Linked DNA regions of Homo sapiens: region 1 is linked to region 2. Evidence: chromatin contacts called from ENCODE Hi-C or POLR2A ChIA-PET data. All regions are on one chromosome and are shown on one strand. Each heading gives the region's core, a stretch centred on a gene start or an enhancer-like site at or near the end of the contact. The rest is flanking DNA. Distances are from core to core; before and after follow the strand shown. Region 1 overlaps TTC9 (tetratricopeptide repeat domain 9). Region 2 holds the start of SLC8A3 (solute carrier family 8 member A3).

What was found. Hi-C counts contacts between places; a loop is a spot of excess contacts on that map. ChIA-PET counts read pairs that join two places held with the same protein, here RNA polymerase II (POLR2A). Pooled maps may share reads with other maps.
Region 1: a loop to region 2 is called in a map with no recorded cell type, with 6 times the contacts of the local background. The contact joins the enhancer-like site here to the promoter of SLC8A3 in region 2. A Hi-C loop is called at or near these places in 12 of 37 single-sample maps with no recorded cell type and 3 of 50 pooled maps. POLR2A ChIA-PET finds 5 or more read pairs at or near these places in 2 of 52 experiments (WTC11 and activated CD4-positive, alpha-beta memory T cell).

The regions. Positions count from the first base shown.
Region 1 is chr14:70,664,294-70,668,128 of GRCh38, reverse strand. It overlaps TTC9 (tetratricopeptide repeat domain 9), which reads right to left. Exons shown (of 3, transcript NM_015351.2): 2 at 383-565. Among named protein-coding and RNA genes, the nearest start is that of TTC9, 24 kb to the right of the region's middle. RefSeq lists enhancers at 745-1,245, 1,246-1,746, 2,244-2,403. Within about 2 kb of position 2,533, at least 19 of the 41 ENCODE cell types and tissues checked have a DNase peak (open chromatin) inside an H3K27ac peak, as active enhancers do.
Region 2 is chr14:70,187,571-70,191,377 of GRCh38, reverse strand. It overlaps SLC8A3 (solute carrier family 8 member A3), which reads left to right and starts at 2,427. Exons shown (of 7, transcript NM_182932.3): 1 at 2,427-2,999. It also overlaps the pseudogene LOC646548. RefSeq lists silencers at 2,453-2,782, 2,853-2,992.

The sequences.
Region 1 (3,835 bases), core at 1,284-3,783, 480 kb before region 2:
ACCAGATGTGAGCGCCTCATGGGTAGCGGCAGTGTCTTTTCATTGATTCCCTTGGTGCTTAGCACAAATCTTGGCACATAGTATGAATTCAATATATATATATTTGTTGAATAAGTGAAGAGAGCTGGATTCTGAGTTGAAAAAGATGAGGAATTCTATACTCTATTTGAAGAGAAGAGGGGCCTGTGCTCCCTGGAACTCAAACCCTAGGCAAATGCATGGGCTGTGTGCTCCTCTTAGGTCTTATCATATATATCTGATCCCTAATTTTGCCATCTCTGTCCCTGCCTGGCCCTCCTAGCCAAGAAAACTGCTGAAATGAGAAGGTCCCAGGAGCCACCAGAGCAGGGAGGAAGTAAGAAAACAGCTATTTCCGCCTTACCTGTTGGTTGTTGGGTCCTTGCTTCTTTCAGGTAGTAGAGTGCTTTGTCATAGTCCCCAAGGTGGTAGAAGGCCACACCAGACCGGTAAAGGGCCTTGAAGTTCTCCCCTTCCTTCTTCAAGACTTTGAGGCAATATTCCTTGACTCGTTCATAGTTTACCAGCTCAGCCTGGAGCAGGCAGGCTATGGAGGAAGGGAGGGAAAATGCCATCAGCACAACAGTGGCCAGCTCTGCATGTTTCCCTTGAGTTGCTTCTCTCCAGAGGTTTAGCAGGGTTGGGGTTTTCCACTGGGGTTTACATCTTGGGATTTGTCTTCCAATAATCCTAGCCTCCCTGACCAGTTTCATCACTAAAAAGCCATGTTAACAAGGCTTGAGCAAGTCACTTAACCTTGTATTATGGGTTGAATTATGCCCACCCTTCCACCACCAAAAGATATGTTGAAGTCCTAACCTGCAGTACACAAGAATGTGACCTTATTTGGAGACAGGATCTTTACAGAGGTGATCAAGTTGAGGTCATTACAGTAGGGCCTAATCCAGTGTGACTGGTATCCTTATAAAAAGGGGAAATATGTACACAAAGACAGACACACACAGAGGAAAGACGACATGATAAAACATGGGGAGAAGAGAGCCATCCATAAGCCAAGGAATGCCTGAGGCTACCAGAACCTCACAGAGAGGCATGGAACAGATTCTTCCTCACATCTTTCAGAATAACAACCCACCAGCACCTGGATCTTGGACTCCTAGCCCCTGGAACTGTGAGATCATACATTTCTATTATCTCAAGTCACCCAGTTTGTGGGACTTTGTTGTAGGCAGCCTTAGGAATAAGCTACCAGAGGCAATCATCATCTCTTCATCATCATCTTCATCATCATCATCACCATCATGGCCAATATTTGTTGAGTGCTTACCTTGTACAGATGCTGGTCTCATTGTTTTACATGTATTACTGATATAATCCTCAGAATACTCCAATGTGGGTACTATTACTGTTTCAATTTTATAGGTGAGGAAGCTGAGGCCCAGAGAGCTGAAGAAATTTCCCAAGTCCACACAACGTGAAAGAGACAAAGATGGGATTTAAGCTGAAGCTGTCTGGCTCCAGAATCCAAGTCCTTCCTAATCTAGTTGTTGGAGGGATTATATAAAATAATGGCCATAAAGTACTTAATGTGGGCTTGGCACATAGCAAGCATGAAAAAAATGTTAGTTAACATTCTTAGAATTCTTTTTAGTCTTGTACCAGTAACATCTGCCTCTGACTTCCCTCAAGTTCCCTTTCATGTATATTTGTCTCTGCAGTTCCTGAGAGAGGGGGCTTTCTGGTAGGCTAGTGACCAGCTCATACAAGCCACATGTCTGGACATGAGAGACCTAGGTGTCCCAGGCAAGAGGAAGCTATGGCAGGCAGGTCTCATGGTGGAGAGCTTCCCCATCCCACAAACAGCCATCTTTGAGTAAACCATGTCCCTTTGAGCTTTCCCTTACCAGCCCTGAGCCACAGGGAGCCACAGGGCTGGGACTAGAGTGATGACACGCCTGGAGGATGACTAAATGGCCTTGAAGAATGATTGAAATTTCGTGCCCTAGGCACCTCCCTCTAATCCCAACCCTGCTGAGCCACCTCGCCTCCATTTAACCACTCAAATATCTAGTAGGCATTGACCAACGGCAAAGTATGTTGCATACTTCGGAGGGAGTACAAAAAAAGAGACAGGAAAAAGGCACCTGTCTGCTTCTTCAAAGCAAATAAAAACAGAGACTTAGGAGGCAAAACTGGTGCTTCTGTTCACAACCCGGCTGGGTGGCTGGGGGAGAATGCTGATGCTCTGTTCCTTCTTTGTGCCCAGACTTTTCCACACTGACAGAAGACACCTCAGGATAGAGACAAGTCACTGATTTCAATCTTCAGGGGTCTAACGTCAGTCATTCTGACCCCTTAAATAACTTCCCAGGTATCAGAATTGCTGAGATTTTTTAAGAGACCAGATTTTTTTTGAGCATTTAGGACCAAAAAACTCCATTCTTTCACAGAATGAGGAGAAATACACAGACTGTCAAGATGAAGGTATGAGAACCAGGAAGTGAAAGAGAATCAGCCCAGATCTAGAAACTGACCTGTCAGGTTTCACTGGCTGCAGGGCAGAAAGCCAAGTCAACAGAAGCAACAGGCTGCTAACCCCCGAGGGCAGCTCTTGTTCACCCAGGACTACAATCTTCTGGTGCACCAGGGGGTCCTTCTGATAAGCTGATGCTACAAGCCCCCCTCCCCTCTCCTCCCTCTCTCTCCATGGTGGGATCTTAGGCCCTTCTGTCCCCTTCCTCACCTGCATGTTGTCGGAGCCTGTGCTGGTGCTTATACAGCTGTACAGAGAGAGAGAGGGGTTTCTGTAAAAAGGTTCCTGGATGTGAACCTCACTGACTGCTACCTGTGTGTGACTTGGCTCCAGCACCTGCTCCCAGAGCTAAAAGCTGTCCTGTCCACAGCTTCCACGCTCCCTGCCTGAAGTCCTCTCTGACCGGGCCTAGCAGCCCTCTTCCCGTCCAGCCCTCCCTCTTTGAACAGACACTTCTGTTTGCTGACCCTGGCAGTCTAGGAAAAGGACCATTTAACAAATAAAAATAAAAATAAAATAAAATAACAGTTTTTGAATGCATAAAATGGTGGTGACAGGGGCAGGGGAAGCAAAGAGGCCTGGAAATGGGGAAGCCTCCCCCTTCCCACAAAGGGTTAAAGGAACCACAGCAATCAATTTCTGGCACTTATTTGGTAAAAATATTTCTAGTTCCCCTGCAGATCCGGTGGGAACTGGCATACCTGGCTGTGGACCAGGGTTCAGACTTTGGGGGAGGCAAGGGAGGCAGGGCTAGGCTGGTTATAGGGTGTGGAGCCTCAGCTGACACCACAGACAGGGCCCAGAAAGATGGAGAAATAGCTGGGCCAAGAGGTAGAATCTGGATAAGAAGTTGGGGTGCTAGGCCAGGACTCTTTTTTTTTTTTTTTTTAAATGGAGTCACGCTCTATTGCCTAGGCTGGAGTGCAGTGGTGCGATCTCGGCTCACTGCAACCTCTGCCTCCTGGGTTCAAGCAATTCTCCCGTCTCAGCCTCCCAAGTAGCTGGGACTACTACAGATGCCCGCCACCATGCCTAGCTAATTTTTGTAGTTTTAATAGAGACGGGGTTTCACCATATTGGTCAGGCTGGTCTCGAACTCCTGACCTCTGGTGATCTGCCTGCCTCAGCCTCCCAAAGTGCTGGGATTACAGGAGTGAGCCACTACACCCGGCCCAGGCCAGGACTCTTAAGGGAATCCAGGGGTGGAGGGGGTGACAGCCAGGCTGGAGGCTGGCCTCAGCGCTACCTGCAGGTGATTTTTAGGCACCTCTCTGCTTTGGGTGGGTGGCTACTGGTACATCTAGTAAGCCCATGGGATAGGTA
Region 2 (3,807 bases), core at 1,178-3,677:
AATATTATTCATGTTCCTCACTACTGGGATAGTTTTGCAGATTCATGTTCCTCACTACTGAGATAGTCATTTAGCCTGTGCACTAGACCTTGCTTTTGATGCCTTCATAAAGCATAGATCAGAAAAAAGGTGAGTTGTTGTATGTAAATTACACCTCAATAAAGTTGATTGATACAAAGAGAAACAAAATCACCAGAAATCCCACCACCAAGAGATAACCACTACCATTTTGGGGTTTTTATGCTGCCAGGGCATTCATCCCCACCCCGCCACCCCCGCACATGCTGTGTTACACTGTGTTCTGGGGTTTTTTTTCTCTCTGTCTACGATATATTATAAAAACCTTTCCACACCAGTACACAGAATGCTGCATCTGTATTTTTACAGTGGTAGAATACAGCATTATGTCAACAAAACATGTTTACTTCACCAATTTGTTGTGTTGGAAAATTAAGATGTTTCCAATTTTTCACTCTTAAAAACACTACCATGAATATCCTTGTAACTAAATATTTGAGCATATCCTTAATGATTGCCATAGAATAAATTTCTTCCAGTAAAATTACTGGGTCACAGGCATTCACGTTTTTAAGGAATTTGATGTATCTTTCAAAATTGCCCTACCTAAAAACTCTATCAATTTAGGTGCCCATTAGCCATCTCTTTGTCTCTACTGTAGACTCTCAATGTGTAGACTCAGCATTGTGACTCTCCACGGGAGCAGACACAAGGTAAGTCCCAGTAACTGACATATCCTGAGATCCCACAACTTTAGAAGCTATTGAAACCTTTCAAAGTCAGTCCCAGCCCTAACTTTAAATGAAATTCAAGACCCATAAAGGTTCAGGGGTCTGAAAGCACTCCTACTGCTCCTACTGAGCACATCCAGGATTCTGACTCCGGACTCAGGCCAGAAACCACCACACAGCTTGCTAACGGAACACTGAGTCAAAGGACCAGCAAAGACCTCCTGCCATCTCAGGCTTAGAGATTCCCTAGTCTCTACACCCCCTTAATCTGTTTGAACCAAGCCTTGCTCCAGAGCAGCCGGGCAAAGGAGCCAGGGATCTCAGGAGTCACACACACTGTTGACGTCTCAGCACAACTCCGGTTGGTTGCATTTTATTTCAATCCTTGGCTCTGCTGCACGTGGCCTTGGGATGGTTATTTAACCTAAGGCTCAATTTCCTCAACAAAAAAATGGAGTTGGTAATTGTACCTAGCTCACAGAGTTTTAGTAGGATGGCATGAGGTAATACAATCAAATTCACTAGCACCACTCCTGGCCCTTAAAAGGTGCTGCTATTTGGTAAGTATTATTATCATTTGTTGGCCCCTCACACTTAGCCTCAGGCAGCAGAGAGGCCTGAAAGAGAACAACTTCCTGCCCTTACATTCTGACTTTTCTGCACTGGTGTCGCTACAGAAGGCCAGCCACCAGGCTCATTTTAGATCTGCCTAATGCCACCGATAAGCTGAGGGCTTGAAACCCCATTCTTAGGAGTGGCTTGCCCACCCCGCATGCCTCTAGGACCAAGCCTGACAAATATAGCAGAAATTACAGGCATCTGATTTAAGGCTACGTGTGTACACTTCGCCTGAGCCAAGCCCCAAGCCCTAGTCCCGCTGCTGCATCAAAGGACCAGCTCTCTTCCAGCCTCCAGGCCCAGAGTAAGCAGCAATTTGGGAGGCAGCCCCCTCTTATTTTTAGCTTTAGAAACCCGAAAAGCCAACATACCAGAGCTCACCCAAGCGTCTCTCACAAACTGTTGTTTGACTTGGGTTGAGAAAATGACAGGCTGGGTTCTGCACCAAGAAGAGAAGAAAAAAAGAGGGGGAAAAAAGGAGTTTTCTTTTCCCTCCGCTGCCAATCTCCATCCCCCTCAACTCCTCCCCTAGGCCTGGGTGGACCCTGCCTGGGTAATAGTTCCCTGCTATATTTAAAAACCACAGATGTGTTTGGTGGAGACTTAATTTCGGAATTGCAGGCAGCGTCTCCTGAGGACAAGGGGAAAGCCGGTGCCGCGCGCCCGCCTGCTGCCTGGAGCTCCCAACTCGGCGGAATCCAGGTCAGGACGCGCCGCCGTTTTGACGTGCTGCCGGCCGGGAGGCGCGGGCGCCAGGCTCCAACGACTAGGGTGGGTGGCCGCGGGGCAGGGGTTGGATCTGAATTCGTCCCTCGGGGGCTCTGGATGCGGGATGCGGGATGCGGGATGCGGGCTCGACTTCCTCGCTGCTGGTCGAGGAGCGTTCTGAGAGTCTCCCCTCCGCGCGCGAGGATAAATATGCGCGGCTTGTCAGTCAGTGCGGCGCTGTCTCCCAGCTGATAGGGTGACGTTCCGTTTGGAGGCTTGGAGATTGGCTTTTTGATTTGGCTTCTTCCGGCAGCTTAATGGGCAAAGCTCTCCGCTCGCCCAGAAACCAGCCTCTCCGCGCGTCCCCTCTGCGCGCGGCGAGGCCGAGACGTCTCCCGCGGTGACAGCGTGCAAGGCGGAGACCCGGCGCGCTCCCAGCCCAGGGAAAGCCCAGGCGACGCGACCGCAAGCCCGAGCCCAGGTCCCTCGGAGCCGCCAGGGCGCGCCGGGCTGCTTGCCTTCCTGCCCCTTCCTGCAGGAATCCCCCGCCGCCCGCGGCCGGGACTCCGGGCCTCTCCCGGGCGTAGATTCCAGTCACCGCTCTGGGTCGGGGTTTCCCTCTTTCTGAAATCCGTGCGGAAGGACCCCTCCCGGGGCCCCTCGCCCTGGCCCCAGACACCCTCCCTCCCAGACCCCGCGCTCCAGATGCGCTGCCCCGCAGCTCCCTGACAGCTGCGAGCCCACGAACCCCGGCGGGAGGGCGGCGGCGGCGGACTGACATGCCCCGGACGCGGCTGCGGCCGGCGGGCAGCCCGCGGGGGCGATGAGCCGCTGCGACCGGTGAGGCGCCGGGCGGCGGGGGCATCGCGTACCTTCCTCACCCCCCTCCCTTGCCCACTCCGCTCGGGAGGCCGAGAGGAAACGGTGAGTAATGGGGTGAGCCTCCTGCCCTTCCCCCTTAGCGGGCAGCCGAGACATGGGAGGTAGAGGTTGGGGGGCTTGGGATGCCCCTAAGAGGATCCCTGATTGTGAGTAACGGGGTTAAGTTATTTCTCAAGATCATTCATATGAACCGCCTTCCTGTGGATTTAGTGCCAGGAGAAGTGGGGTGAGGGTGCCCCGGAAAGTGTACATTGTGTATGCAGTGTTGGGGGGGCAGATCTGGCAGAGTGGGTGTCTACAGGAGGGTGCCGCCGGGTGGGGAGGGGCAGAGAGAGATGCCTGGGCAGGTGGGTACAGTTGGATCGTGAGCATGCTGGGTTGGTAGCGGGTGCTGTTTGGGGAGACTGACTGCTGTGTTGTGTGTGCTGGATGCATGTCGGCATATGTGTGCCACCTGGGCCAGGGCGTGTTGTGCTTCTGGTGCTGTGAGTGTCCGCCGGGTTTGGGGGCTAGCAGGGAAGCGCGTTATCCACTCGGCGCGCGCCCGCGTGCACATACGCACGCACGCGCTCACCCCAATCTCGGGACTCCACCGCCGCGGGTCGGGAGCTGCAGCCCCAGAGCACCCACCGCTGGGGCCAAGGGGGCGAGGGAGAAGGAGGGTTTCTCCAGTGCTGCACTCTCCAGCCCCTGGTGGTCTGCGTGATCCGGGACTCGGTGGAGAGAATCGAAATATATAACTAACCCTCCCCCGATCCCCCAACACACACGCGCGCGCGGACACACACACACACACACACACACACACACACACACACACAGTCAAAGCCCTGATTCAGAGGCTAGCGCT